Regions from separate parts of the Homo sapiens genome. Here regions 1, 3 and 4 are each linked to region 2. Evidence: chromatin loops called from intact Hi-C (ENCODE). Cell type or tissue: gastrocnemius medialis. All regions are shown on one strand. Region 1 overlaps CYRIA (CYFIP related Rac1 interactor A). Region 2 has its middle 91 kb from the start of CYRIA. Region 3 has its middle 140 kb from the start of CYRIA. Region 4 overlaps CYRIA (CYFIP related Rac1 interactor A).

Evidence for each region. A loop is a pair of places that touch in the nucleus more often than their neighbours do. Peaks named below come from ENCODE experiments on the same cell type or tissue, not always from the same donor. Only the 100,000 strongest peaks of a DNase experiment are listed, where the experiment ranks them.
Region 1: it touches region 2 in a loop (7-fold over the local background); 5 of 110 quality-filtered maps call a loop at or near these places.
Region 3: a loop joins it to region 2, with 13 times the contacts of the local background. A loop is called at or near these places in 17 of 110 quality-filtered maps.
Region 4: a loop joins it to region 2, with 7 times the contacts of the local background. A loop is called at or near these places in 63 of 110 quality-filtered maps.

The regions. Positions count from the first base shown.
Region 1 is chr2:16,635,550-16,643,549 of GRCh38, reverse strand. All of the region lies in intron 1 of CYRIA (CYFIP related Rac1 interactor A), which reads left to right. Among named protein-coding and RNA genes, the nearest start is that of CYRIA, 26 kb to the left of the region's middle. In gastrocnemius medialis, a CTCF peak has its summit at 3,903; a DNase peak (open chromatin) is centred at 7,339; H3K27ac peaks cover 3,719 bases.
Region 2 is chr2:16,753,121-16,761,120 of GRCh38, reverse strand. No RefSeq gene overlaps it. Among named protein-coding and RNA genes, the nearest start is that of CYRIA, 91 kb to the right of the region's middle. In gastrocnemius medialis, a CTCF peak has its summit at 3,753 (motif pointing right); DNase peaks (open chromatin) are centred at 3,760 and 4,222; H3K27ac peaks cover 1,969 bases.
Region 3 is chr2:16,522,450-16,530,449 of GRCh38, reverse strand. No RefSeq gene overlaps it. Among named protein-coding and RNA genes, the nearest start is that of CYRIA, 140 kb to the left of the region's middle. In gastrocnemius medialis, a CTCF peak has its summit at 4,999 (motif pointing left); a DNase peak (open chromatin) is centred at 4,068.
Region 4 is chr2:16,549,801-16,557,800 of GRCh38, reverse strand. It overlaps CYRIA (CYFIP related Rac1 interactor A), which reads left to right. Exons shown (of 12, transcript NM_030797.4): 11 at 2,662-2,732; 12 at 4,802-8,000. The coding sequence ends at 4,865. Among named protein-coding and RNA genes, the nearest start is that of CYRIA, 110 kb to the left of the region's middle. In gastrocnemius medialis, a CTCF peak has its summit at 4,367 (motif pointing left); no DNase peak of the experiment used is centred here.

The sequences.
Region 1 (8,000 bases), 120 kb after region 2:
TGTTTCATTTACATCGTGACTGTGTGTCTTAAAAGTTTATGTAAAAAGCATTGCTGCATATTGAAGTCTCTCAAAACTGTCCATGGCAGGTCTGGGCTCAGCAGTGCTTCTCTAGTGGCATCCTTTAATTTAGGCAGGCTTGTGCAACACTGTCCCATCTTGAAGTATTGAAGAAGACTGTATCTCCAGGCCCTGGCTCCTCAAGCTCCCCCTGCCTACAGGAGCCTTTCAGCTGCCTTTCTCTGTGGCTCAATGCCATTCATTGTTTAAGCTACGGTTCAAGGATGAACGACTAAAGTGATTCATTCCTGTATTTGACAGATATTTATTGAATGCCTACTTCATGCCAGGCATAGCTCTAGGCAGTAAGGATAAGACATATCAGTTAAGGAAAAAATGTAGATACTAAATAATAACTTTAATAATGTTAAAGTAACAATAATAATATTTTATTATGGTAATAACATTAAGAAAAAAGTACTAAAGTAATGTATTTATCTTATTTAGGTAATAATTATATTATTATATATAGTATACTATTATAAATAATAATAATAACTTTAAGGTAAGGTAATAAAGGAATATTTATTGCCTTCTAGTATATTAGAAGGTCAAAAGGTCAATGGGAAAAATGGAGCCGAACCAAGGAGATTATGGCTGTTGCAGGGAAGGCCATTGCAGTTGAAAAGGGCGGTCAGGATGGTTCTCATTGAGAAAATGACATTTGAGCAAAAACTATTAAAAGGTGAAGGAGTGAGCACACATATATCTGGGAGAAATGTATTCTAGGCAAAGAGAAAGGGCAGTGGAACTGACAGATTTGAGGACAAGCTAGGAGGCCAATGTGATGGACCTGATAGAACAAAGGAAGAAGAGTAGCTGTGGATGAGGTCGGCAAGGTCCTGGGGGTCCACCCTGAGTCTGATGAAGGGTGCTGCTGGAGAGCGTGTTCTAGCGGAGGGTCCCAGTGGGACTCACATTTTAGTGGCATCACTCTGGCCACTCTATGGCAAGAAAACAACAGGGTGTCAGGGGTGGAACTGGGGGACCCTGGCGGCAGCGTGTTCTTGATGGACTAGTATGGAAGGTATGCAGGGACGCTGGATATATTTTCAAGGTAAAGGCAAAAGAATTTTCTGAAAGATTGAATTTGGGGCGTGAAATAAAGAGGAGGCTCAGATGACTCACTGTTTTTGTCCTAGCAACTAGAAGGATGGAATTGTCATTAGCTGACATGAGAAATAATGTGGGTAGAGCAGGATTGGGAGGAAAGAGGAAGAGTTCTGTTTTGGGCCACGCTGAGTTTGAGTTAGGCATTGGAGTGTAGCTTCTGAGTAGACTGCTGGTTATTGCTGGCAAGGGAGAGGTCAAAGCTGGAAATATAAATATGGTATTTATCAAAATAGAGATGATATTTGAAGGTGTGAAACTAAGGCAAGATCACCAAAGGAGTGAGTCCTGATAAAGTAGAGAGGCTGAAGGGCCAAGTCCTGGGAAGTGCCAATATTAAGAATTTAGAAAAAGAGAAAGAGGCAACCAAAGAGACTGAAAAGGAGCACACATTGACTAGAAGGAAAATTAAGAGACCCTGACCTCCTAGAGATCAAGTAAATAAAGTCTTTCTAAAAGGGATGATAACTCAATTGTGTCAATTATTGCTAATGGGTTTAATAAAGATGAAGAGAGAGTTGACCATTGGCTTCAGCATCGTGGAGATCACCATGTCCTCTGCTCTCACCCCCAGCCCACCCAGCCTGCCTCCTTTGCATGCCATCATGGCATGATCTGCTTATGTTGCTGCATCTCCTGCAAAACATTTTTCTGTCTGCCATCCTGCAGGCACGCTCACTTGTGTGCTTATGCAACATTGGTGAGCACCTCCCATGTGCTAGATGGAATGAGTATGCAAAGTTAAACTTGGTATTTTTCTACCCTCAGATGTCTTACAGCCTAAGGAGAAAAGCAAGGTGTCTAGAATCTGTTACAGCAAAAGAAAGGGATTGAGGGATAGTAAAATTATGAGAGTTCAGAGGACAAAGAAATTTTCTCTGGGAGTCAAGGTTGAGTCCATGGCTGAAGTGGCCTTTAAATTCGGCCTTGAATGCTGGATAGGATTTAGAATTAAACAAATGGAGGAGAAAGAAGAATATTTTAGAAAAAGGGGCATATAGGAGTAAGGGCATGCAGGTGGGAAGGCTGGAAAGGGGACCCTGGGCTGAAGGCGTGGCATACGGAGGAGAAGGAAGAGCGGAGAATGAGGCTAGGATTTGGGCCAGGGACTCAATGAAGAGGGCCTTAGAAAATAGAAGCTGGGCTTTATTTCTTAGTCAGTGGAGGAATCATTAAAGGTTTTTGAGCCATAGAGTGATGCAATAATAGCCGTGCTGCTTTGGGAAGAGTCATCTGGCTGTGTGTGCAGAACTGTCCAGGAGAAAGATAATAAGGGCCTAAATTAGGGCAACAGAAGTGGGAGCAGAGGAGGGGGCGGATGTGAGGCACTGTAGGATCAGAGTTCACGGGCTCAGCACTCCAGAGGGATAGGCACATGGTGTGGATCTGGGTCCCTGGGCCCTCCCTGAGAAACTCGTCAGCCTTTTGAGGTCAGTGGCCTCGGCTGTCCCTTGTGCTTGTCATCCCCACCCCCACCCCATCCTCTTCCAAGCCCATGTGTGCTCAAGCTTCACCTCGTTAATGAAATGAAGCTGCTTATTTTTGGAACTCTGTGATTAACATAGTTTCTGTGTTTAGGAAACAAAAGAACCCTGTGCATTTCAGGACTCTCTACCTGCACTGTGTCCACCTAAAAAGGTGAGAGCTGACGCATCCAGGTCATCTCTGGCCTCCAATCTCTGATCTTCTGTTGCACCTGATCTGATCCAGTGCCTGCAGCATCACCAGTAATTTTGAGCAAAAGCAGCTCTGGAGGCCCAGAGAGGGCGATACACAGTGCCACCCAACCAGCAGCACCAGAGGAAAGGCCAAGCAACCAGATGGGGCTCTCCACTCTGCCTCCATAAATCTAGGCAGGCTGCCTGCCCATTTTCCCTAGAAAACCAGCCTAGTCGCTTGGCCAATTGTGCCAGAAGATGGAAGCCCTCTCAATGCCTTGTGGTTCTCCCAGTCCCCAGCCAGGGCCAGCTGGGGCATGGCAGGCTATGGCCCCCAATGGTATCATCACTGATTTCAGGAGGCTAGAACCCTAGCGCTGTGGGGGAGGGGCTGGCCTGCTGCCAGTCCCAGCATCCCAATTCCTATGGCAGTGCAGGGGGAAGAGCCTCTGTGGGGGCGAGGCTGGCTTCCTCCTGAATCTGCCCATAAAAGGATAAAAGTGCTGCTATCTAGTCGGCATTGGTAGGATTGCTGATGATAAATTTTTTAAAAGTGTGGATTTTTCCCCCTTTTTGCAAGGATGTGTGTGTGTGCGTGCAGGCGCATGCATGCGGGTGTGCCTGCATTCACACAGTTTGCAGCCTGTATGTGCTAACAGATGGATTCAGCCTCATCTTTTATCCGGTGTTACAGAAGATAAAACTGAAACTGGATGATATGCTGCCTCTTCAATTTAAAAGATAAAAAATAAAATAAAAAAGCTCTTAAAGGGAAGCCCTTATGGTGGAAAAGAGTGGTCCAAAATATTGTCAGGCTTTACTCAAAAGGCAAAGAACAGCAGAGCCATTCGAAAGTAATTTTTCTCCCTCCTCCCTCTCTGACTTATCCAAAATATATCATCTATGTGTCAGAAGTAGGGCAAGCTTTAAGGCTATTATGAATTATATATCAAGGGATATCATTTCCCAGGAGTCTTGAACAAATGCCCAATGGTTTAAATTTTACAGACACGCTCTTCCCCCCAGTGGCAGCAATTTCTGTCACTGCAGTCTTCCTGAGATGGAATGGGAAAGTGTTTTGCAAAATGCACAATGGGACGTTATGCTAATAAAGGTAATTGTGCAGTGGTTGGAAACCATTCCTTCCTGAAAGAGGCTTTTATCCTCCACAGACTGCCCCACACTGCAGGTACTTAGGCAGCAGGCTGCTTCCACTGGTCTTGCCTTCTTTTAGCTGGAGTCAAATACATCCAGGGTGAGGGCAGATTGAAAGAGGGAAACTGAAATCAACTGGGCATTTCTGTGCCCATCGTGTAAGACAAAGACCTTGCCATTTCATCTGAATATCAGATATTCTTTGCCTATCTATTTATTATTCTCTAAGATTCAGGAAGAGCTTTGTGAAAGTCATTCTTTTATCTAAAATTGGAAACATACATTCATTGGCGAAATAAGAAAGGTGGGTTTGAGGGTCTTGGTATTTTGCTTCCTTACCGCTATTGGATGGATCAGAAAGTTAGCCCAGAACATGGGAGACGAGGACGAGCGATTACCAGAGTGCATTGCTGGGCAGGGCCTTCCAGACAGTAACAGCGACAGCTGCAGGAAGTGGCTTTCTCCGCTCCATGCTTCATACTCTCCCTCCCAATTTATTCTTTTGAAGTGGATATTTTAAAGTTCTGAGATTTTCTGTATGCAGCCTTGAGAGAATCCAGATATAATTATTTATGTAAGTTTGTCGTTTTCTTAATCTTTAATAATTATTTATTAATTATCTCACTTTATTCTTATAACACTTTTGAGATATGGAGGGCACATCATGTTTTTCCCATTTTAGAGAGAAAATAATTGAAGGCTTGGTGAAGTCACTTGAGTAAGGGCACTACTGCCAGAGTAGTGATATTACATAGATACAGATATAGATCTACACACACAACACTCCACACTCACACGATATAAAATACAAACCTGACAATAGCACCCTGTCTCTGCAAAATAATAAAAGGTAAAACCCTACGTTCAAAATGCAGATTCCTTTACAAGTATTTGCTAGGCCCTCTGTGGTCCGCCCAGCCCCTGCCTCATGTGCGGTGCAAGCCTCCCTCCCAGTCCAACCCATCAATTTCTTATGCTCCAGCCACACCCCTTCATGCAGAGTTCCTCACATGAGGAGGTTTGTCACTTGTTCATTTTCAAGGCCCGTGCTCTGTGCCTGAACACCCTATTCCTACTTCACATCCTCACAGCATCCCTTAGTGGTGCATGGAATTCACACTCTGATTAGGCCCCAGCCCCTCCAGGAAGCTTTTCCCGGCCAGATCCCATCACACAGGTGGAGTCCGGTGCCCACCACGGATGCTTCCACACCAGCCTGTGCAACTGCCACACTGTACTTAATCGTCATTTCCTGTGTTTATATTTCCTGGAAGCTTACGGGCTGTTAGCAAACAAGATGGAGGTACCATACCTTGTTCTCTGAATCTTCATCCCCAGGGGTGGAAGAAATTCAGGAAACCAGTAACAGCCTGCAGGGTGGGCTCCAGTGAGATTCCTTCTCCTTCTTACTGCTCCTCTGTCTGAATGAACCTCAAAGGCTTTACCTAACAGGTAGGCTTCGGTAACTGTGTGCTATTCAGGTGTGTGGCTCCTTCCAAACCCCAAGATGAGGTCACAACTGCCACCCCACCCATCACCCCCCGTTACCCAGGCCCTCAGCACCACACTTAGCAGACATGTTAATGAAACATACTGATTTCCAGGGTCTGTGGCATCTGATTGGTCCCTAAGTGGACACAGTCCCTGGTGAAGGACACAGAGTTCAGGATCAGACACCCTTCTGCCATTGACTGGCTGTGTGATGTCAGAAAATTCACCTGAGCACTCTGGACCTTTGTCTCTGCATCAGTAAAATGAGAGTGGTAGATGCTACTTGAAGCTATTTTGTTAATGAGAGATTATTTTGTATAATGAAAGGTACATAAATCATATGCATAAGTATTTGCCATTATTAGCATAAAAAAATTCAAGTTTGCAATCCAATATATTAGGGGTTTGTTAATTAATAATATGTGGCAAAATTATTTTGTCATTACTGAAGAAGTCATTGGCTTAGTCAGTTCAGGATACTGTAACAGATTACATAGACTGGAGTACTTAAATAACAGAAATACATTTCTCACGGTTCTGGAGGCTGTGAAGTCCAAGATCAAGATGTGGGCAGACCTGGTGTCTGGTGAGGGCTGGCTTCCTGGCTTGCAGATGGCTGTTTCCTCATTGCATCCTCATATGGTGAAGAGAGAAAAACATCATCTCTGTTGTGTCTCTTTTGAGAAGGCCACTAATCTTATTCACAAAGCTCCATCCTCATGACCTGATTCTTCCCAAAGAATCTTCCCTCACCTCCAAATACCATTACATTGGGAATTTAGGCTCCAACCTATGAATTTAGGGGGATACAAACACTCAGTCCCTAGAAGTCATCTTGTTGCTGCTTTAGATATTACAACTTTTAAGTTAAAAAGAAAAGAGTTTGATGAGCACTGCAATCAAAGAAATCCATTAGCTGTTTGGCCAAACAGATTTCTTTATCTCACTCAGCCTGGGCATCACAAGATCCACTGTGCTGGGATGTGGATGTGAGGAATGAATGACAGAGGAGTGATGAAAGGGGCCAAACTCAGCCCAGGAGATAGCCAGCTCCTGGTGTGTGGGGGTTTTGGAAATTTCTTTTCTATTTTTTGTTGTTTGAAATGGGGTCTTGCTCTGTCACCCAGGCTGGAGTACAGAGGCATGATCATGGCTCACTGCAGCCTCAACTTCCCAGGCTCAGGTGATTCTGCCACCTCAGCCTTCCTAGTAGCTGGAACTACAGGCGCATGCCACCATGCCCAGCTAATGTTTTGTATTTCTTTCTTATTTTTTTTTTTGGCAAGGGGTTGGGGGAGAGATAGGATCTTACTACGTTGCCCAGGCAGGGGTAATTTCTTTCCCTGAAGTTGTCCTACTTCCAACCTGTGGCCCTAGGTCCCAGATGGATTGTAACCAGCTTGTCCGGAGTTCTGAGTAAGCCTTGCAGAGGGAGTGTAGAGACCTCAACAAAAACATTTTCTCTGAATAGATAGGTGACTCAGCACTGGACACCAAGAAAGCTGCATTTAGCTGAAAGTCAGTAAGAAACTCGGGACCGGGCCTGGGGCAGTTGGCCTCCTATCCTGGACCATGAGCTCCTCATTCACAAAGCAAGGGGCTGGGCAGAGAGTTGCCCAGGTGGCTTCCAGCTCTGGCATTCAGTGCATCTGAGTGAGTTGTCATTTATAGACCAGGAAGGGCGAAATTATCCCCATTAATCTGCTCACAGTTCTGGTGCTTGAGAAGCCACTGGGTCTTGCCACATCTCGAATTAGCTCTGGGCCCTTGGGCTTTTAATTAAAGGGCTTTGTGAGTCGGATGGTTTATGGTCAGATTCAGATCTTCAGGGAGACACAGAGGGAGGTCCTGTGTTCTGTCATCTGCTTGTTTAGAAATCAGCTGCCACTCTCAGTGTGAGAACTCAGAATCCGGAGTCTTGCAAGGGACTTCCAGCAACGGCTGTGGTTACACCTCACCCCCTACTTTCGCTGACTCCAGACCCCAGAGGCTGAGGGACAGTAGATATGCTGCCTGCCATTGCCTCTTTCCTTGTGCATGTCTGAGTGGTGCCAGCCTGATCAGATTCTGTTGCAGTTCCCCGTGCTTGCCACAATGTCGGTCGCGTTTCTTATCCAACGCTGTTTCTGCTTCTGGTGGTTTGTGCTAAATGCATTTTCAATCCCAAGTGGTACAGAGAAGAAAAGGATTGTCTTTAAAAAGTGGCTTTGAATGTGTCGAAAGCAAGGTTGCCTGCTGTGTGTTTTTGACAATTGCCTCCCCAGAGGAGCCTTTGAAAACCTCACTTTTCAAGACGCTTCAACTCCTATTAGAAAGTGACTTAAATAAAATTGCTCTTCTGACCATCGCGGCTCTGGATGCCAGGCTAGTGATTATTTGTCTAATCTGAGTCTCCAGGGCTAGAACTTCACACCGTGTCTTTTCACTACCCTCCCAGAGGAGGTGAGAGGAGGTGAATAGACACTTGTCAGATTCTTCTGCCTGGTGTCACTGTGGGGGGATGCACACACACTGGAGTATAGGCTT
Region 2 (8,000 bases):
GAAGGAGCAAATTATTACAGCTCCCAGGAAGCCCTTGGACCCACTTGTTTGCAGAGGTTCATAAGCCTTACTGAGGGCACAGGATGGTGGGAATGCAGTGAGGAAGGAGATGTGAGAAATCAGAGAAGTGCCCAGAGTCACATCTCACAGGGCTCTAGCGACCTGGAAGGACCTGGGCGTTTACTCATCTCCTGGGTGGAGAAGAAACTGCGGAGGGGCAAGTGTGGAAACAGGGAGACCACCTAGGAGACTGAGGCTCAGGGAAGCAATCCCGGGGAGGGGGGACAGTGGCGGGACCATGGCACTGGAGGCAGGGAGATGGGGCAGCCTTGTGCTGGATTTTGAAGGGAAAGACACCAACCCAAATAATGAAAAATCAGAAGCAACATGGGCAAGGACAGCTGAAGGCAGACGCTTTACTTCTGGAATTTCAAGGTCACTTTGTTGTGACAGCAGTCAACTCTTCCAGCGAACTAGATTGTGCTTTATCATAACAACCTTGTAAAGTACTGTACTTCTCCTTTGCTTTGCTTGGTTTTACATGTGGGTTCTGTTTTTACATAAAACCAAATGTGGAACTTTATTTCAAGAATTCTTTTGTCACTAGCCCTGGTGTAATGTTCTTTTCTTTCTTAGTAAGATTTCAAATCACGTTTTTGTTTGTTGTTTGTTTTGTTTGTTTGTTTGTTTGTCTTTTTGAGACAAAGTCTCGCTGTGTCACCCAGGCTGGAGTGCAGTTGCGTGATCTGGGCTCATAGCAATCTCTGCCTCCTGGTTTCAAGCGATTCTCCTGCCTCAGCCTCCACAGTAGCTGGGATTACAGGTGCGCGCCACCACGCCCTGCTAGTTTTTGTGTTTTTAGTAGAGACGGAGTTTCACTATGTTGGCCAGGCTGGTCTCGAACTCCTGACCTCGTGATCCGCCCACCTAGGCCTCCCAAAGTCCTGGGATTACAGGCATGAGCCACCACGCCCAGCCTTCAAATTACTTTTTAGAGCAATAATAGCAACAGTAACAATAACCGCTAACAAAATTATGGGCCAAGTGTTCTTCTAAGCAGTGCCAGTCACCAGGAGGCAGGTACCACTGTCACTCTCATCTTACAAAGAGGAATTGGGCAAAGAGAGTTGAAGAACTCATATAGGTCCCAGATCTATGAATGGAAGTCTGGGGATCAAAGCCAGTCCTCTAAGCTCCGGGTCCTGTGCTCTTCTTGACCACCAGGCCCTGCTACTTCCCAGCACAAGCCTGCCTATGTTTGTATCCTTGCAATTTTGAAAGAGGGCAAATTATAAATTCAAAAAGTATAAGCAAGTTCTAATTTAAACACGATAAGGGAAAGCTTGATAGACACAACTACAATGCAAATTTCAGTCTTCAATCTGTTTCTGAAAATATTTCTTTTTCAAATGCCACTTTCATTTTATTGCTGTTTATCCTCATCACATTCAAAATTTAAAGGCTAGCGTACCCAGGTCCTCTTCTGATCTGAGAGTAGCCACCAGAATCTGCTTGAACACCATTAATAGCTTCTGTGGGCTTAGCCCTTTGGAAGGTAATGGGGATCGTTACCTCCATTTTGGGGTCAGGGTCTGAGAAAGACATTGTAGTTCCATATTTATCGTGTTGTCACCTAGAGCTTAAAACTCACACCTTTGCACCCAAGAGCCTAGTCCCCTACCAGAAAGCTGGGCCTCATATGGACAAGGCAGATGGCTGATGGCAGGATTTCGGACACCAGTATGATCGTTTAGGGCAATACATTTGCTCTAAGGCCAGCTGTTACCCATGCATGGTGCTGTGGGGTTAAAATCAAATTAAAACAAACAAAACTAGAAAGAACAACCTTGGATGTTGAGTGAAACAGACCTATATTTGCATCCTGGATTTAATACTTAATACCTGGGTCACTTTGCAAACTACCCTTTCTGAGCTTGCCTATAAAATGAAGCTAAGAACAATCCCTGCCTCTTACATTTGTTGGCAGGCCAACTCTTTCTTCCAAGGCCAGAAACTGTATCCCGGAATAATCTTCCCTGTGTAGTCCCATATCCCCATTCAATGAGCAATGCACACCACAGCCAGAGGCCCTGACAGACTCTGGGACCAACCTTATTAATGGGAGGCCTGAGAAAACACCCAGAAATGATATCTATTATTTATAATTACATAGTGCCTGCCATTTTTATGAGATTTTTTTCATATATTATTTAACTGTAATAACGGTCCAATGCAGGAGATACTGTTAGCCCCATTTTTCGGATAAAGAAAGTGAAGCAAAGACACGCTGAATGAATAAGTTGTCCAAAGCCACACTGCTACGAAGTGGTAGAGCGAGTTTTTGCATCTCAACAGTCTGTTCTGGATCTTGACTTTGTACTGCTGTGTCTCTGAATATTGGACTTACTTTCCAGTGAAGTAAAAAGACATATAAACAGTTGATTCGAAAGCAAGGTGGTAGGCCCAGCGATGGAGGCATGAAGATGTTAACTCAAGGAGTCGGATGAAGGACACCTTCCTTAACTTGGTGGGTGAGAAAAGACTTTCTGCAGGAGCCGAGGGATTACATCAGGAGTTCCTAAGCATTAGTGCACATGCGAACCACTTAAGGTATACATAAGATCATGCCACTCTCCGCCTACGCCTACTGATGACCTCCCATTGCAAGCAGCATACAAACCCAACTAGTCCTTCCAGATCCAGCCTTCCCTGTCTTTTCTGATCCCATCATCTTCGACTTCTGTCTTGTCCGCTAGCCGGCTATCTCTCCAGCCTTCTCTGTGTCTTGGACCTGCCAACCTCATTCCAGTCTTGGGTCCTTTGCACTTACTGTTCTTCTTGTTTGGAGTGCTCTCCCCTCATAATAACCACCTTCTGCCTGTCCTCCACAGCTAAGCCCTCTTCAGACCAGCCTCCCGTTCCCTCTAGCTGACATAGCTCCGTTCCAAGCCATTCTTTATCACAGTGCCCTATTTATCATCTTCAAAGCCCTCGTTAGTACCTGAAATTATCCATCCATCATTTCTGCATCTATCTGTCTGTCTGTGTGTTTGTCACTTGTCTCTCCCCACTAGACTGTAAGCTGCTGGGGGCAAGGCTGTGTCTGTGCACACCATATCCCAGAGTCAACTTCGGTCCCTCTATCAGTATCGGGTAGATTGCCTGGGAGCTTCCGAAGGAGGATTTCCAACTGCTCAGGGAAAACTTCCTGGAGGAAGGAAGACTGGTGTCGGGACCAAGTGATATGAATTTAGGAAAGAGAAAGAAGATGTTTATGGCAGCGGGGGGTTGGCCTTCTTTTTCGTCTAAAGCAGCAATTCAAATTAAAAAATAAAATAAAATAAAGGACGGACATCACCGTGAGGTGCTCTGAAGTGCTAGAATGGAGGAGTATCAGACAAGGAGCCCAGAAACCTGTGTTATTGCCCCATCTCTTCAACTAATTTATTGAAAGACCTTAGGTAACCTCTGTCCCCTCTGGACTGCAGTTTGCCCATCTGAGAAATGAATGGTTGGGATTGTATTGGTCTCTAAACCACCCTTCAGCGCTCAGATTCCAGAAGGATACATTTTGACCATCCTTGTCCAATCACTGCCTCTAGCCAGGGACACACACTCAGCTCTGTCACCATGGAACAGATGTGTCAGCGGCAGCAGGAATTGTTTAATCTGAGCCTCCACCTGGTCCCTCCAGTATGCTCTAGGCTTCCTCGCCCTAGAATGTGGTTATTAACTCCGAGTGACCACCAGGTGGCGCCGTTCCCCAAGGCACTGTGCATCCTCCAGAAGGTCATTTGAATGCCCTTGGAGCTTGATGACACGCAAATAACCCAGACCGATGTTCAGTAAATATGTTGGGGTGCTAGCTCTCAGGGGATGAGAAGGCATTGCTACATAACCAGATGTAGAGAAAACTGAAACGTGGGAAAAGCTGAGAAGAGCAGCCTCCTCTCCGAGTTTATACAGCCAGACCTGAAGGGGTGGAAGGGGTCGGGACTGCATTTCTCCGTGGGTGCTCATTCCTGCCCTGTGGTCCCCACGTCCCCACCCGGGCCCCTTGACCCCACCGTCACCTCGTGAAGTTTCTTTCCACAGCTGTGAACTCGAGGCCACGAGGATTTTGCAATCTTCATTTTTGGAGAAAACACAAGGCAGTTGTTGCTCTGACCCAGGGGCTCTGGCCTGCGGGCCCTGCAGCTGTCTCTACAAGAGGCACATGCAGGCAGGGGCTGGAGAGAGGAATGAGCAGGGACCATCGCACTTGAGATTTGTTCTCGCTCTCTGACAAATTCAACAAATATCCACTTAACCCTTCATCTGTGCCAGGTGTCCTGTGCCTCAGGCAGAGCTGATGCCGCCTTCTGGAATTCTCTGACCAGCAGGTAGACAGGTCCATAAAAAGGGGTGACAGGGCTCTACAGGTGACAGGACAGTCTAAGGAGGGTCCACCGAGGCTGGAGTGGCTCAACCTAATTCCCACAGAGACTCGGGCCGGTCAGGAAGACTCATATAACAACTGACACGTGAGCCAAGCATTGCAGGAGGACACTAGGAGGATGAGGGCTCTATCCATGTAGGAGGGCAGTGGGAAAAAGGCATGGCCATGAGAGAGTCGGGGTTTGGAGGGCTGAACATGTATTGGGGTAGCTGGGACTTAGATTTTAAAAGAAGAGTTAGATACCACAGAGGCAGGGAGGAGCCGGGGAGGTAGGAAGCACATAGACCCGGTGTATGGAGTGGTCCGTAGCTCTGCATTATCCCAGAGCAATGATAGTTATCTGGTCATCATGGGGCTTTCAGCTGGAGAAGGAAGGGATCAAACAGCTTAGGAGAGTGGCATGGCTGCACCCTGATGCAGAGATGGGTTGGGAGGCTGCATGGGATCAGACCAGAGCCAGACTCACAGGTAGGAGCTTTGCCGGAAGTCGATGCAGCCTGACTTAGGGCCGTGGCCACAGGATAGAAAGGAGGCAGCAAATGAGGATCACCGCCTGGCAACAATATCAACAGAGGAAAAATAAGCCCCATTGGTGGTGACAATTATTTTTTTCGTAAATCCACAGGAGAGACATCCTCAAGATGTAATTTATGTGTAAATCAGTTTGTATTTTCACTGGCTAACAGTGGAGGATATTTGAAGATCTTGTCTTCCTATTTCTTTGTTCACTGATTTTTTTCTGTTGAAATTGTTTGAAAATCCCATGTTTAATATGACTCGGGATTGTCCCATCTTCAGCTGTTTGCATAGTGTCATTTCCTATTTCTCAGGAGTAGCTGGCTTCAACGAAGCATCCAAAACAAACAGATGAGATGAAGCCAGAATCAAAAGGCCGAAAAAAATGTGATTATGAAGCAGTGTGGGTCGTGGGACCAGTTTCCCTTCACAGTTGTTTTTACTTACTGTTTGCATCAATTCTCCAAGCGGTGTAGATCGCCCCCTCTCCCCACCCACACTCACTCTAACCAAAGACACAGCTCGGACTCAGGGAGACAAGCCAGCCGCTGGACACTTAAGAAGGGCTCCTTCCAAGTCCCATCACTCTGCATCTGCTGGATCCATCTGGGCCCTGAACTCTTTACAAGACCATTGCATAGGCCACAGCGGCTCCTCCAACTAGCAGAGTTCTCCCGGGAGAGAAGGCAGTTCCTATCTAAGAACAGGATTGCAATGCCCACCTCTCTCTGCAGCTCCATCACGTGTGGCCATGTCCACAGCTCAGGAAGGGACAAAGGGCTGAGCCTGGCCCTGAACACAGGGCTCTGTTCTTGGTAGGATGTAGGATCCCAGGGGTGTCTGTGGACAAAATGCTACTGAGAAAATTTCCCCAAAATGACATGACAGGAACAGGAGATTATATTCTTTGAAAGGCCTGATTAAGGAGCTAGTTTGAACCCTGTGAGGATCCCTGTGATGACCTGGAAGTGAAGACTATTGGCTGATAGTCCCAAAAATATTGCCAACCAGCGATGCAAATGACAACCAGTGACTTAAATTATCTTAGCCTCAGGACTTTTATTCCCACTCTCCACCACTATAAATGAAGGGGGTTAACAGGATGGTCTTGAAGTTCCTTCCAGCTACAGTAGGATTCTCTGATTCCATTGAGAGTATTTTTACCAGTAGGTTCAGTAAGGTTGTTGGGGTGAGGACAGAAGATTCAAACTAGAAAACAATCAGCCCCTGCCCTCAAAGCATCCACAGCCCAGGAGGGAAAGTGTGCAGACAGACAGCAGGTGCACCACAGAAGCGATGCCCTGCAGGCCCCACTTTGAAGGATGAGGGGGGACTCCAGGCAAGACACAGCAGTCAGAGGAAACAGTAGGTGCAATGACAGGGACATGGGGAAGAGTCTACTGTCTGAAAACTGTGGGATTCTTCACTCAGGGCATGAGGATGAAAGAGGAGGTGAGGTGGCAATCACACCTGAAATTTTAGGCAGAGTCAGGATCCTGGAGGACCTTCACTGTCATACTAACAAGTTTAGCACCAACACTCAGTCTTACCAGAAAGGAGCTCTGCCTCCATCTGCGTATGGCCTTCTCTCCTCTTGTTTGTAAGAACACTTGGCACTGGATTTAGGGCCCACCCTAATCCAGGATGATCTCATCTTGAGATCTTTAACATAATCACAATGGCAATGACCTTTTTTCTAAATAAAGTCTCATGTGCAGGTTCAGATGTACATCTTTTATGGGGAGCACCATTTGCAGTGGTTAATACTGAGTGTCAACTTGATTGGATTGAAGGACACAAAGTATTGGTCCTGGGTGTATCTGTGAGGGTGTTGCCAAAGGATATTAACATTTGAGTCAGTGGGCTGGGAAAGGCAGACCCACCCTTAATCTGGGTGGGCACAATCTAATCAACTGCCAGCATGGATGGAATACGAGAAGGCAGAAATATATGAAAAGAGAGACTGACCTAGCTTCCCAGCCTACATCTTTCTCTTGTGCTGGCTGTTTCCTGCCCTTGAACATCAGACTCCAAGTTCTTCAGTTTTGGAACTCATACTGGCTCTCCTTGCTCTTCAACCTGCAGATGATGGCCTTTTGTGGGACCTTGTGATCGTGTGAGTTAATACTTAATCAACTTATATATATATATTCCATTAGATTAGTCCTATCCCTCTAGAGAACCCTGACTAATACAGATTTTGTACCAGGAGTAGTTCTAGAGGAACAGAATATTAAGGATAGAGTTCTTTCATTGGTTTTGGGGTTTCTGGAGTTGGCTACTTAATATGATTAGATCCCAAAATGGTAAGGACTCTACTTCTAATAGTATGGAGAACACTGATAGTCCTTGGCTTGAACTGTTTAGAGAGTTATGCAAAATAAATGCATTTGACACTCCTGATTCATCGCTCATGAGAGACAAGGAGTTTAGTGACTCTGTACATAATACATTTGACCATATGTGGAGAACCAAGGAACAAAATGAAGCTGGTTGGTTGCTCCTAAGTTCAGCGGACAAAGTGATGAAAGAAAATGAGGAACTCAGGGATTCTGTCTCCCGGCTTCAGAAGCAAATACTGAGCCTCAAATCTGCAAAGATTGCTCTGACTGAGAGTCTTATCTCCTATAGAGAAAAAGCTGAAATTGTGGGAAAACAGACACAAGCTCTAATCATGTGAGTGGCTGACCTGCAACAAAAGGTGCATGTTCCACCTCCCCAGGTGTCTACTGTTAAAGTGAGGGCATTGACTGGAAAATAATAGGACCCTGAAAGTTGGAATGGGGATGTGTGGGAGGACCCTGATGAAGCTGGGGACACTGAGTTTGTAAACTCTGATGAACCCTTTTTGCCGGAAGGAACAGCTTCCCCATCCCCAGTAGTGGCAACATCCCCTCCCCTACCCATCAATCTTTCCACCTTTGTCTGAGGAGATAAAGCCTGTGCTGCCTGAGGCAACAGTGATGGCCTCCCCTGAGGCAGTTGCCAGGTAAGATAATGTTGACTCTCCTCAGGAGCCACCCCCACCACCCCTGTTTGCTTCTAG
Region 3 (8,000 bases), 230 kb after region 2:
TCCTCACTGTGCCAAGCCCACACATCTCCTGCCAACTCACAGTTTCCAGGCTGAGGCCCTGCACAAGACAGGGCTCAAAAATGCAGATGCACCAATTGGGACATGAAACTCTGGAGCCCCTTGCCTACAGGAAAGCAAAATGAATTGAATCTGTCACTGGCCTACCCTTCCTAGGGCTTCCCATGGTGCTCTTGACTCTCCTGGGTTGCCAATGGGGTCTTTGAAGCCTAGGAACCAAATTTCTTTTGCTGAAATATTGTGTTCCTTTATACTCAATTATTAAAAGCCCCATCTGCACTGGATACATGGGCATTCATATTGGAGATAAACAACTTTACAATCCATGCTGATGCTGATAAGTCCATTCACATAGCTTTTCCTCTGACTTTCTTGTCAGTTGCTTTCAATCCTGTTTTGTCCAGCGAAGCACTAGCAATTGTTTACGAATCAGTGTAGTTCTCATTTCTGGCATCATGGAAACCACGTACTGTTCTACGTTCTACCCACTGGGAGGATTTTCTTCACCACTGTCCTTTAGGGTTGCCCTGAGCAAGACTGTGGTGCTTCAGCCATCCATTTCTGAGTAGTACTGGCATCTGTAAACCAGTCTTGAATTGTCTCTTCCTGAGTCACCTGATCAAGAAACACCCCAGAGGCCATAGCCATGGATTGAAAGACAGAAGGTGATACAACAGGAGTCTATTCTGAAAAAGTCTGAGCCACCTGGCCATGCAACCTACTTGTACCTTCTAGACTTGTACAAGCTTTCTGTATGAAATACAGTTTGCTATTTGTTGTTAGATTGCTGTTGTGCAAGACCACCTTTATCGCTGATAAAGGTGATATGTCAGACAATACTTAGTTGAATATGGGAAGCTCAAGTCTCACAGTTGCCTAATAGTCATGGCTAGGTATTCAGATTCTACCAAGTAGAAAGAAACCCAGTAGCAAGCCAGAAGCTATTTCTCGAAAGAACAATAATTGCATGCAGAAGAAGGTAAAGATTTGTACTTGAATTGTAGAAGTTTTTGCTGTAATTCTTCCACAGATGCTTTCCAGATGCTCCATACAGTTCCCATATTTTTCAAGGCCATTTCAAATATCCATGGATCTGTTGAATCATAAAGAACAAGTGGTAGTGTAACTCTTACTGCAGACTGAACTTGCCAATGAATTTTCTACTGTTTTCTTACTCTCAAATGTGGTGGTCTTACAGGTGACTCTGACAATAGGTCAATATGGCACACTCAAATGTGATATGTGCTGCCTCCAAAATCCAAAATGCCCTTTTAAATTTTGCACCTCTTTTGTCATCCTAGGTAGTATGAGGTCCATCGACTTCTCTTTTTACCCTGGAGGGGATATTTCCTGATGCTTCATAACAGTTAAAGAAACTTTACTGAGTCTAAGATGGGGGGCCCATGAATTTTTATGGGGTTTGTCTCTATCCGCTAGTTTACATGTCTTACTAAGGCACTAAAAATACTTGTCAGTTTCCGCCCATAAGACCTAATCAATACAAAGTCATCAGTATAGGGGACATGTGTGATACTTCGTGGAATGTCAAATGACTCTGGACAGAATAATCAACATAGTGTAAAGGCAAGACTGTGATGGCATACTGTTAGCCATGCTAGATAAAAACCAATTTACTGTCATGGTCCTTGCAAATTGAGATGTAGATAAATGAATTATCCATATCAATAACGTTATACCAAGTGCCAAAAGCTGCATTGATTTGCTCTAATAATGATGCTACATTTGGGATAGCAGCTAAAATTGCAGTTAACATCTGATTAAGTTTACATGATCCAGTTATTCTCTAAGACCTATTTGATTTCAACAGAAGCCAAATTGTTGAGTTAAATGAATATGTAGTAGGTGACACCACTTTTCTTCTTTCAAGTCTTTAATGTTGTCATTAATCTTTGCAATTATGCAGTAGCGCTTCTAGTTTACTATCTTGGTAGCAAGAGAAGTTCCGGGGACTTCTACTTAGCCCTCTCTACCATTATCATCCTCATTCCTTGGGTTAGAGAGTCAATGTGAAGATTCTGCCAGTTGCCAAACATATCTATTCCAACTGTATATTCAAGAAAGGGAAATAACCACAGGGTGGATCCTGGACCAATTATGCCCACTAAGAGTTAGAGTTAAGCTAAGACCCTACCTATCACCTGTCCATCATAAGTGCCCTTTTTGACTGGTGGGACACAGTGTCTATTAGGGTCCCCAGGAATTAACATCAATTCAGAACAAACACCTAATAATTGCAAAATGTCTGAGTATTTCTACTTCACAAATGCACATTCACTCCTGTAAATGGCCACATTCCCTTTCAGAAATACTTGGAGGAATATTTATGGTATGTACTCGAAGAAATGGTTCAGAGTCTTTTCTCAAGGAGACCTGATCTCATTTCAATCCATAGTTTCTGGGGCTATGATTTGACTTAACTCTGGAAAGAGTCCTAGAATGCCCACTTTGGTGATGAAAGTCAAGTTTTCTCTCTCTCTCTCTTTTCAATCAGACATAATAGGATATTTCCTCTTACACATTTAGCAATAGTTCATGTCCTACTAGATCTTTGTCATATGAAAGATCTCTGTGGCCCAAATCAATCCAAGCCCTGATACTTCCCTGGTGCCCTTCATGATAGAGGCTCCCACTTTGTCCTTAGCAGGTAAGTGCAGTCATTTGGCCTCTTTTTCTACAACAGTCTTGCGTCTTCATTCAAATAAAGAAACACATCGTAATGGTGGCATCCCCTCTGTTCATGACTGATCTGTAAATGACAGGAACCACCATTTTTCAAGGATAAATGTGCTTCCCTTAGTAATGCATTTGTCAATGTCTTAGTGAAGGAATTATACTCCCAGCCTCCTCATGGAACATAGTTGGGAAATGGTGTGCAGGTTACACGTAATAAGTTCAGTCACAATATCTCCCCAACAATACAGGGAAACTATGTAATTTTATCCCCTTAAATGTAGCCCAGGAGTCAGCAAACTTTTTCTGAAGAGTCACATAGTAAATCTCTCAGGCTTAAAGGCCACGTGATCTCTGTCACAATTACTCAACTCTTGTTGCAGCATGAAAACAGCCATAGACAATACTCAAATGATGAAGTATCTCTGTGTCCATGTTTCAATAAAACTTTATTTATGAAATCAGGGAGCTGGCCCACAGACTGAAGTTTATCAACCCCTAATATAGGCCACTATTGAGACCAAGTTTCAGTCAACCAACCAAGTAAGCTTTTAAAGCCCCCTCTGGATGCATGAGCAAACATGTTATCTGGAATATCTAGTAATAAAAAACTTGACCCTGTCTATTCTTATATTCTATCCTCCTTAATCTAACACCCATAAAATCCACTTCTTTTCCCTCTGGTTTCTGCCAACATTTATTTGCACAATTTCAATCCTTTTTTGTGTAAGCTATTCCTACATGGACATAGAGAGATATGGCTCCAGCTATGAGTCTAATGGCAACAAAGTGTAGTTGTGGTGGGTTTTGAAGAGATTGATTACCCAGCAACACTGGGTAAGTTTATAATAAGGTTTATCAAGGAAAGGAAGGCTAGTCTACTAAGACACTCCAAGGCCAACTAATCTCAATGTCAAGGGAAACTCAGAGAAATTTGGAAGTTCAGTGTTACTGGTTTCATCGGGGTCCAACGAGAACGAGATGTTCTCATTTCAAGTTTTAGTATCCTAACCTTTCCCAATAAGTGTCCTTTTACATGAGAAACTTGTAAAGACTCTGAATCCAACTGTCATTATAATTCAGCAACTAGCACAACAAATTTTGTGTCAGATTTTAGCAATATCAGCCCTTTGGCTACAAGAAGTAAGAGCATATTTTAGGGCTACCTTGAAAGCTCCTTGATTCCCAATCTGTGACTTGAGCTGAGAGTCAAAGGACCAGAACTTGTCATTTTCTTTCTGTGGTTGCTTGAACTCATTTAGAAGAATCCATCCCACACCACAGTCTCTAGAGTCCTTGTGACTGCCACAGCAATCAAGTGCAGTAGCCACTAGAGCTCCCAAGGCATGTCCTCAGTGGGCATTTCATCACATTCAGCCACAGGTGACAGCTCTATCAATCATGATACCATTACATGCCATGGATTACCATCTCACTTCCTATTGCAAAAATAAAAAGCATAGCACTACACTCAAGGTTAAAAATAAAACAAACCAATCGCCAAATCCCATCTTTGTGTCTATCTTCTTAGACAACTACTAACAGCAATTCTGTATCAGTCAGGGTCCAGTCAGGAAATAGAAACCATAGAGTTATTCGAACAGAGAAAGTTTCACATAAGGGATTTTTAGCTATAACAGTTGCAGTTAACCTGTAAAGGAGTAAAAAATACTTGAAAGGATTCCTTAAGATTGATGGAGAACATTTAAAAAAGAAGCAAACATGGAAGGAAGGGTCTCTTCCCCAAGGTTGGACTCCCTTCATTGGGAAGGTGGGGTTTGCACTCTGCTGGATGGCCAGGAATTTCCCTAAGTCACCCCACGTTGGAGCTAGTCCACAGATACTGGACTGAGGCTGATGATCAGGGAACCATGGCTGAACACGGCAGAAAAAAAAAATACCCGCCTCAGATACAGGTAGGCTGACACAGGTGGCCAGAGACTCACAGAACGAACTGGAAAGCAAGAAATGCACCTCTGGGGTGCATGTGGGCCAAAGCTGGCAGGCAGTTAGTTACACACACTATGACTGGTAAGCTGGAAACCCGTCACAGTGCAGGCAAGGCTGGGGAGTTAGCCCTGAGTGCCCATAAGAATCACTGGGGATCTGCCACAGGGGTACCACTGAAGATTAATAGAATATGGTCCACAGGGATGCCACCAAAACTTGATGGGGCTGCGCACCAGTGGCTGTCCCCCAAATGCCACGCTCCAAGTGTATACCAGAATCCAGAATCCGGAAGAGAAGGCCCCCTCCTGACATGTTCCTGCAGCGCCCTCTACTGAAGGAGCTAAATATTGCACAAAGTGGCAAGGCGGACACGTTTACAGGGTCCCTCTCCATTATCACAGAGCAAGCAATGAAAGGTGGATGCGAAACTATAAAACAGTAAATTGCTATTTGCACAACAGCATTAATTATTATGATAGTAACGAACGTTCTACGTTTTGTCATATCGCCTGTACATTTTTTATTACCTTATTTAATTCCTCCAATTATTAACTTCATTTAAAGGATGGGGAAATTGAGGGTCAAAGGTGTTTACTAATTCAGAGTCCCACACCTGGTAAACACAGTTAGAGTTCAAATGAGATTTTTGGATGTAACATGAATTTTTCCTACTGAACTCGCTGCCTTTCATTGGGGGGACTAGAAGGAATAGAGAATACATTGATTTTCCGTAGACAAATATTAAACACCCACTTCAAGCCAGGCACCAAGTCAGGTATTGAGATGCAGAGTAGATGAAAGAGACGCGGTCTCTGCTCTCCTGGAGCTTACAGTCTAGGGCAGGATCAGCAAACTTTATCGTCAAATAGGCGGGCGGATCACCTGAGGTTAGGAGTTTGAGACAAGCCAGGAGTTTGAGACGTGGTGAAACTCCGTCTTTAACAAAAAATACAAAAATTAGCCAGGTGTGGTGGCATTCATCTGTAATCCCAGCTACTGGGGAGGCTGAACAGGAAAATCGCTTGAACTTGGGAGGCGGAGGCTGCAGTGAGCCGAGATTGCACCACTGCACTCCAGTCTGGGCAACAGAGTGAGACTCTGTTTAAAAAAAAAAAAAGATAAACATGAATATTAGTATTTTAGGGCTTATGAAGCAAAGAAGCAAAACTGAGGATATGACATAGATGCTTATATAGATATTTGAAATATAACTATTTAAGATGTAAAAACTATTCTTAACTAATGACAATTTGGTCTCGACTAAGCAGTTTATTGCACTAATAGTTTGTTGATTGCCGGTCTAGACGAAGAGATAGATAACGAAATAAATACATATGCTAGCGCAGAATGTAAGAAAGGCACAAACAAAAGGAAATAATTCTATGAGAGAAGTAATGAGTAATTAATTGTGACTAAGGAAGGACATTAGAACCAAGACCTGAAGAGTGAGTTGTTAGCTGGGCAAAGATGGGGAGTTCTGGGCAGAAGCAACAGTCCCAAGGGAGGCAAGAGCTTGGTGCATTCAAGAAGGAATCAGAACACAACATCAACAACAATCACACACACACACACACACACACACACACGCACAAACACACCCACAAAGCAGTGGAGCTGGAGTATGCAGCTAAAGGGAGAAGAATGTGGAGATAATGAGGAAGGTGGGGCGGTAACCCAGGGTCCGGTGTAGGGACCAGCCTGGAGGTAGCCATGCCTGGGAACAATCAAAAGTGGAGGGAAAGGAGGAAGACAGGAGGGGAGCAAGTGCAAGAGCAGAAGCCTGATTCAGCAGCGGGGACCTCACAACCTCCCAGTGGTGCGTGAAATGTCGTTACGTGTGTCAACCTTCAGAGGAGGGCCTGCCTCTTGTGCCCCCAACCCTCACCAGCAACATTCCTTTCAGGTCTGGACTTTGATGCATTCAAGGAGAATTCAAACCGTCTTTCTCTTTCATAGTTTAATCTGTTGCCCAGGCCAGAAAGAAAGCACAGGAAAGCAGCCAACGGCCTCCCTTGTAGAAGTCAGGGCAATTCACGGTCCTGGAGAAGGACCTGGAAACAGGAGTGAGATGAACAGGGTCTCTGCTCTGGCTCAGCCTGGATCTCACCTTTCACCTTTGCAACTGGGTTCTGATTTAATTGGTCACAGAGACAGAATCATGCCATGGTTAAGAGCACAGGCTCTAGAATCAAACACTTAGGTTCAAATCAAGCCTCTATTATCTTCCGACTCACAGTTTGCTCTTGTAAATTATATCCCTCATGAATGTCCCTCATCTTGAGAATGAAATCATTATTGTACCTAATCGGCAGGACTGCTGTGAGAAGCGTTTGGGTTGCGTGAAGGATTAGAACATTTGGAAAATAAGCGCTCAGTAAATATTTGCTAGAATAGCTGTTTCTTCACTCAGTTCTTCAATAATCACATAATACAGGCAGGAGAGCAATTATCCCATTTTAGGGATAATGTACTCAAGGCGCAACAAGATAATGGCCACTGTGTCACAGCTCATGGCAGAGCTAGTTCTCAAACTCCCATCTTCAACACTCTAAGGCTCAAGTCCTCCAACACTCAAGCCCCGGCAGTGTCCTTGGGCAAGTCACTGCAGCCGTGTGGGCCTTAGTTTACCCAACAGTAAGACAATGGGAGTGAGAATGGACATGATCTCTACATTCTCTTTCCATTCTAACCATCCAAACACCTACAATCCACTCTGGAGACATGATCATTTTCAAACTAATTCTGGTTGTGGTGATATGCTTTTCCTAGTTTGTCACAGGGACACTAAGAGACGAGGCCCAGCTCTCTAAGCACTAGCACTTTCCCAGGAAAGGTCTGTGTCAGCTGTCAGCCCCTGCTCTGTGTGCCATAAGTTCTCTTGTCATATAAAATTCTCCTTCTGACACTGTTTCCCTTTAGAAAGAAAGTAAATCATAACTTTTCACTTAAGCATTTCTGCTTCTAGTCAGACCTGCTTTAGCCTGAAGTTGAAAAAGAGTATGTTTGGTTGGATCACATTTCAACTCAGTCTAATAGATATTTGCTTAAGGGGGAAAGGGGTTGAAGAAAAAAGGGAAATGTCAAAACGGAATAATAAAATGGTCTATAAACAGAAGCAGGTTTTCTGTGATACGTTACCCCGATAAACCCGATAATGGTTCCCAAATGCACTGTCCTGGGCTGATGCCAGGCTGGGCAGTGGGGGGCTCTAGGTTATTTTTAATTTTACTGTAGCCAAACCATGACCTCATCCTGATGGAATTCTCTCCCACCAAAGAGCTGTATCGAGTTATTTGTCGGCCGAAATTCATTTGAATGTGGATTCATCGGAAACATGTGTG
Region 4 (8,000 bases), 200 kb after region 2:
CTGGGTAAAATTATGCCTTGTAGCCCTAATCTTTAAAAAGCTTGGCTTTATATGTTATTTACTGAGTCTTTCAGTTGAGGCTGTAAACAGTATATCATGTTAAGTCTTCACGCATAGTCTTGATGAAGTTTGCTTTTGTCCGTGGAGGTCAAAAGCACTACGTAAGGTTTGTTCATATGGATGTTTGCGTGTACCTCTAAGAAAGTTTCAGGCTTAATAAGCACGGTAAACCATTTGAGATGGGCCATTTTTTTTTTACGACATATAGGGTCTCCATTCAGATACTAGTCTGTTTCTAAGCCAGCAGTTATAGTCACTGGGCTCGTAAATCATTAGGGCATCAGCATCAACTGTGAAAACCCCAGGATCTCTTCGTGAGGGCCTGAGAGAGGCAGGCACTGTGTGTGTACTTACAAAGGGCATGCTTTGGAGTGCAGAATAGACATGCAGTGAGCTCTGGAAACCTAGGGGGAGGGAGAAACTCGTTTTGCCGAAGAGCAGAGACAGAGGGTGATGTTTGAGGTGGACCTTGAAGAAGATGTAGGATTATCCCAAAAGGACAGAGGGAAAGCAGAGTCCTCCAGGCAGGGGGAATCATCCAAGTGGCTACCAAGGCGGCACAAGCCATTTATTAAAGAAATGCTAATTGTGAATGCCAGGAAAGGAGGGTTTGGGGAGATGGTGTTTTCAATTGATTTCCTTAGAATCTTTTGAAATGACCCAATAAGTAATCACCTCTTAACCCCTGTCTCCATCTCAGATTTTATCCAGAATTCCAGACCCCATTTCCCATGGACACCTGAAATATGGCCATCCCCAAAACAGAGATTCCCCTCCCCCCACAAACCTGTTCCTTCTCCTGGGTTCCCGTCTCAGGTATTTCATCGTCCTCCAACCAGTGTCTAAGCCAGAGGCTAAAATTGTCCCTGAGAATGAGGAATGGCTTCTTCACCCCATATCTCATCAGTCACCAAATCCTATGGAGTTGACCTCAGATTAGTCCCTGTCTCTACTTGCTCCTCCATGCCCACTGCTGCTCCCACACCTCACACCCTCAGGGGCTCTCACTGCCCCTTCTCTCTCTGTTCTTGCTTCCTTCTGGTCCTTTTCCATATTAACCACATCACTAGATTATTTAACACCTATCAAGGATGTTTTCCACAGGTAAAGCCCCCAGCTCCTGAACATGCTGTCGAATTCACACTGCATCTGGCCCCAACTGCATCCTTGACAGCATCTTGTTATTCATACCTACAGCTTAAATCACCCTAAGTGGAACTCCGGATTCCCAAACAGCATTCCCTGCTCTTCCACCCCTTCCACATCTGCATTGTCACTGCTTCTTAGGCCTGGTTCATAAGAACACTTCCACACTGTGATAATCAACTATGGGAGAGGGACAGAATCTCTGCATCCCTGGGCCTGATGCCATCCCAGGTCTGGGGTGGCATATACCTGGCATGCTTGTAGCTTCTCCCAATCCGGTATGCATGACAGACACCTCTCGTTTGCCATGACATTCTTTTTTGATGCACCTGTAGTGATCCTCACATGATTCCCAACCCTGTTTTCTGGCAGCCTCCATCAGTCTATCAGGGTCTATCAGGCCGTAAGATAAAACTTTTGACATGCAAGAAGCACAATGACAGAAAATGTTTCTAAGGGCTGTTACAAAAGGGGCCCTAAGTATAACCAAATCCAATATATAACAGCATATGAATAGCTTTGCAGAAAGATTCTTGCTTTGCCAAAAAACACTCCAGGATATGCATAATGTAATGTGATCTATATAAATTCAGTTTCCATGCACTTCCCAAATTACGGGTCAACTATATTATACAGACACAAAAAGCTAAGACACTTGCCTAGGTTTGTGAAGATACTAAAGAAACAAGCATGAAGGAAACTCAGGCATTTAGCATCTGTGAAGTTCACATTCTGAACAGTGGCCCTTCATCAGTCCTCTCAAAGATGGCTGAGACATAGACTTGGACCTCCAGGAGCTCCTGGTCTAGTGAAGAAAGAAGTTAATATGGGCACTAAATTCTCCAAGTTTCTCTGATAAATGACAGAGTCGTATTGGGAGCACAGAAAGGTGTTGGTTGCTTCTACCTAATGAAGGTAGTGAGGTCAGAATAGGATTCCAGGAGGTAATGATCTTCAGCTGGGTCTAAAATAAGTGTTAAGGGTTTGCCAGTCAAACAGGTGAAGGACAGAAAACATTCAGGGCAGAAGAATGGCATAAAATTATTCAGATTTTATTCAGTAAATCTCAACTGAGACATAGACTTGGACATAGACATGTCCAACATAGACATAGACATGGAAACTGAGCACTGAGTGGATGGAAGGCCCTGCATTTGGCTCCATAGTACAAGGCAAGATCAAAGTCTCAAGTCTTTGTCCCTAAAGCCAGGCAAGTGAAATGTACAATTGCAAATAGTATGAAAATTGATAATGATTGCAGTCATACAGAATCCTCTAGAAGCCCAGAGGAACAGCTCACCAGCCTGAGGGGGTAGGAAAACCTGTTGGTCATTTCTGCGTTGGATTTCTATGGGAAGATATAATGTGACATTATGGGCACATGTTATTATGGGTAGATATTGGCATAGACAGTATTACTAAGATATTAACAAACATTGTGCTTTCTCCTCCTAGATGAAAGGCTGCATAAAAGTTTTGAAGGAGCAGGCCCCAGACAGTGTGGAGGGGCTGCTAAATGCCCTCAGGTGAGCTTCAACCCTGTGTCAGCTCACAGGGAACAGCCAGCCTTTCAGGGCCATTGCAAATTTAAATACTGTTGTGGATAGCACCAAACTTAACCCTTGCATATTTTAACACATTGAATCTTCCTAACAATCTTTTGAGGTCAGCACCATTTTTATCATTCCCATTTTTAAAGATGGAAAAAAAATGAGATTTAAGGAAGTCAAATAACTTGCCAAAAGTCACACAGTAAATGGCCAAGCTAGGACCTGAACCCAGGTGTGGGTGACCCCACGGGTCATGGACCTGATTCTCAGCCACACTGCTTTGGGGCTTAAAGAGACTCCTCAGAACAAGAGGCTTCCAGGCTCTCACTTTCCACTTTACCAGTGGTTCCCAAACCTGGCTGCACTTGAGGATTATGTGGGTACCTTTTGAAAACACTCTGTGTGATTCTGACTGCATGTGACTCAAGACCAAATGAATCGGAATCTCTGGGCTAGGGTCTCAGGTATCCATTTTGTGTTTCTTTGTTTATTCTAAAGCTCCCCAGGTGGTTCACATGTGCAGCTACCAGAATTGAGAACCCACTGTCTAGATGCCTAAATATTTGGCCAGCTGTGGCATGTTTCAGCTTCTCACTGCTAACAAGTGATGCCTAGGCAGCTGCTTTCTTCCCAGGGATGCATGTGCTTAATCCATTTCAGAGAGGGGATGCTTTTTTTAGCTCTGACACATCTACAAGAATTGGTTGAATCACACTGCTATGTAAATCATTCTGATACTAGATTGCAGTCCAGAAGGTTTATGGTCCCTGTTGTCTTATTCATCTTTGAGTCCCCTGAGTTCCACTCAGTGTTGTACATGCAGTAAGTGTTCAATAAGTCTAAGTGGGATGGATCAATAATGCTCTACCTATGTACAATGCTCATGTTTTATACTCCACTTCTAATCATATTGTCTCATTTAATCATCACAAGTCAGAGAGGTAAGGGTGATCTGTTACCCCCACTTAATAAATGAAGAAACTGAGACACACACAAAATGAACAAAATAGACCCTGAGGTTGATGCTGTTTTGCTGTGTTGCTAAGTCATCATCCTTTAGAAGAGACTTAGTATTAATGTAAGAGCCTTCCAGAGTCTGTGGGAAAAACTAAGGTTTTCTCCTGGTGTCCATTTCACACCCAGGATGACTTTCTATACACATGAATAAGGCTTTAACTTCTGAGTGTGTTGAGCTTTCCAGCATCATTCAATCAAGCAAAACTCTGTGCTAGGCCCTGAGTCCCATCTGATTTGTTAGAATTTGTACCTCCTGGAGGCACTGTGATGATGTCAGAGGAGCACAGGCTTTCCAGATAGCAAAATATAGGTTTGAATCAGAAATCACAAATCTCAATTCAGTAACCTTGTGATCTGGAATAGATCATTTAACCTCTCTGAATCTTAGTTTTCTTTTCTATAAAATGAAGGCAATGACCTCACCTTTACAAAGTTATTGTAACACGAAACTTAACATGGAGCGCCCATGACCTGGCCAAAGTTTTATTACATGTTAATTCTCTTTTCCTTCTTTTGCATAAATGATTTCTACACCCGGCTATTGGGAGGCTGCAGATTGCACCATTTTTGTGGGTTTGCTTACCAGCATTTGTGCCCCCTTGTGGTGGCAATGAGGTTAATTAAGCATTGCCAGGAAAGTGGAGAACCATAAACATTCCAGTTCTGGGCAATGTTGCTATGCAAATCTCTATTCTGAAATTTGTGAGTTAGCAGGGGCAGCCTCAGTGGTCAGGATTCTGCACTCAATCCTGTGAAATCCACCTCCCTAGAAAATGAGACCGCTCATATCTCCTCTGTGTAATTATTTGATTATGTAAAATATCTACTTGGTTTAATAACCATAATACAAAATTCCTTTGGAAGGAAGAATCAAATATTAAATCTGAGATGACTGTGAGCATTGAAGTGTGGATTTTTGTCTAAAGAAATAAGCCCAAATATCAATTGTGTTTCCGAAGGTAAAGATGGGCTGAAGCTTACACAGAGCACTGTTTGCCGCTAACCTCTACCATTCTCTCTCCATCCAGGTTCACTACAAAGCACTTGAACGATGAATCAACTTCCAAACAGATTCGAGCAATGCTTCAGTAGAGCTCTGCTCAAAGAAGAGGATCTATGTGCTGACCTCAGAAGATGTATATGTTTACATAATTTAATACAGATTGATGTTAATACTTGTGTATTTACATAACCGTTTCCTTCTTGTCACTGAAATATATGGACCTTAATTTGTATCCTGACTGACTCAACCCAGCAGAGCATAAATTGACTTGAGAGCCTTACCTTTGATGTCTGAAATGAAACCCCCTTCTCCAAAGGCAAAATTCGGAGACTTTGATCTTTGCTACTGGAGTCCTTTAACAACATCTATAACGATAAAAAATTCCTAATTGTTTGTGGTAGTATTTTAATTCTAGATGTGTTATCTCTCTGGGAAGTATAGTTTATAGAAACACAAAATATTTGATTTCCTGTGTCGGCTCAGCTACAAGAAACACAACTGTTATCTTGACAGAGGAAGAGAGGAATCCAAGAAAAATGCATGTGGAGAATTAAACCCAAGTGTTTCGAATTCAGCACACCCCCTCTCTGTCCTCAGACTGCAGTCCACACGTGCAACTTTTCTGTTTGCACGTGTTTTATTAATCAGCATACTCCTTTTCTGTTTGGATTTATATCCCTCTAATGTTCTCCTTTAATTTCACATGAAAAAAAAATCTCCTGTATTTTTTTCAGTTAGTGGGAGAGCAGCAGAAATAGATAGATGTGCTGTTGCCACTGGACTGATGAAGGTGGCTGTCTTGGAACTGGGAGACAGGTCCTCAGAGGTGCACTCAGGCAACAGGACAGCCATCTCTCTGCTTCAGCCCTCTGCCTACAGGGATTAGGGAAATGGAGCTCTGGCTTTGAAGTTATTTGTGAGTTTAGCAACCTTCCAGTTACCTGCAGAGTTCTGGGTGCACAGCCACCCCTCATAAGAGCCCTGTTCTCTGAAGACCATTCATATGAGAACAAAGGTCTAGGATACTGCATTAGTTACCAGAAAACTAGGGGAATTTAGAGGGAAAAAAAATCCATGTTTTCTATTTCCCAGGTTTTTAAAAAGTAGCTCTTCCCCAACCCCGTTGCTAGCTTGTTGCAATATAAAAGCCCTGGTGCACCTGAATTTACTCCTGGCCTTACTAATGATTCATAATGTGATCTTGAGAAATGTGTTTAAGCTTTCTGAGTCTTAACCTCCTTGTCTCTAAAATGGGCAATTAAAACAATCTTCAAGAGCCCTGTAAGGTTAATGCCGATAAAATGACTGACTCCGCCCTTCTTCCTTAGTACGTAGTATCCAGCAAGCATTTGCCCCACCTTGTCTTGTTGATGAACAATATTATGAAGCCTGCAGTCATTCTCTCTGTACATCAGAGCTTAGTTCGAATGGAATCATGAAAATCTCTGATTCTGACCTCCTAAGGAAAAATGAAACCCAGAGGATGTGGTCATACAGGATGGCTCCCATGTGGGCCTAGAACCCAGGATGCTTCACTCTTGACTCCATGCTCTTCCTTTTATACCATGTGGCTGTGAATACATACTATGGGATGGGATTCAACCCTTCTAAGTAAATCCTCAGTCTGGTCTATATTGTTACTTGCCTGTTTCCACTAGAAGGAGTCACCCAGGCATTTAGTGAATGATAATCCTAGAAGTTGAGTCTGAGTACATCAGAGTTTGGCATTATTTGCAACATCCCAGGAATGAGCTATAAGACTCCATTGCTTTCTGGACTTTAGTGACCAGCTGATCTTCCCTTGGATCCTCCAATAAAGGGGAAAAAATACTTGTCTTATGTTGTTTTAGCAAGGGAGTTCAGCCAAGTGACAGGAAAGATTCCCTGGTCTGCATCTAAACATTAGTCAACAGAAGGAAAAGGCTCTTTTCCTTGGAGATTTTCAAGTTGAAAAAGTACAGCTGCTTGGATGGAGTTTCTCTCATCAGAATAGAAATATGCTAGGTGGTCTTCAAGACCTTTTTGAACCTACAGATTCTAAACCTTAGAGGAAGCCAGAATATGTGATCATACCAGGTGAGGAAAGTTAGGAGATATTCATCTTAAGAGATATCCTATTTGGCAGTCACATGTTACACTTGAGCAACAATTGTCTAGGCTAGAAATATAGAACCACACAATATTTATCATCATTGGGTCAATTTCTCCCCCTCTATCAAGTGAGGAGATTAAGGCTTAAAGAAAGGAAAGGACTTGCCAGCCACCACAGGGCTCATGAGGGGCTTGAACCCATGTCGTGTGTCTCTACCACAGCTGACTCTCAGCTGGCTAATGGAGAAAATGTGAGGAATTACCTGTCAAATTAGATTGAGCTCAGAGTAAATAGATGAGCACATTTATAACTCTAAATTAGACTTTCTATCAAATGGGACCAAACATATGGAAGGGGCTGCTGTCCTGCCTCAATTTAGCCAAGACTTGTCTTGTCTCAAAGCCAAGACTCAGCAGTACATGGATTCTGAGAAGTCCAGGGTCTGAATTGTTGTCTCTGATTACTGGAAGGACAGGTTAACTGAATGTCTGTGATCACTAACAGGTGATGGGCTTTGTGCCCACTCCAGAGATATTGTGGGAGACAAATTCTTTTAACAGCCTGTCCTCCCGGCATCAGGAGTCATTGAACAATCATGGATTGTTGTGTTTGGGATTTTTTTTTTTTTGGCTTTGTTTTTGGTTTTTGTGTGTGTGTGTGTGTGCTGCATGCACATGCGTCCAAGACTTACGGGTGGTTTAGGGGAAAGTGCTAGCAACAGTGTCAATGTCATTGTTAACTATATTTCATATTTGAGGTCTCATTGTTTTCAAATAAACAGTGTTTTCCATGACTGAGATATTTATTTTTGGGAAAGCAACGAGGTAAAAATTATGTTTCTCAGATGCACTGCTACTTTGGCGTTATTACTGTGTTCTCAGAAACTCGTTGTGCACCACTAGGAATTAGTAGTAGAAAAAAAAAAACAATAACAAAAAAAAAAAACAACTGGAAATGGATGTCTTCACATTAGGGGTGGAGTATTAACAACCAGAAAGAAAGTTTGGATATTACCTTTTAACTACTAGTTAACATCATGCTTGATCAACATTTGCTCCTAGTTATCACCATTAAATTAAGACCTTAATGGTAAACTGAGGTTACTGATGCATCATCACATTTAAGTAAAAAT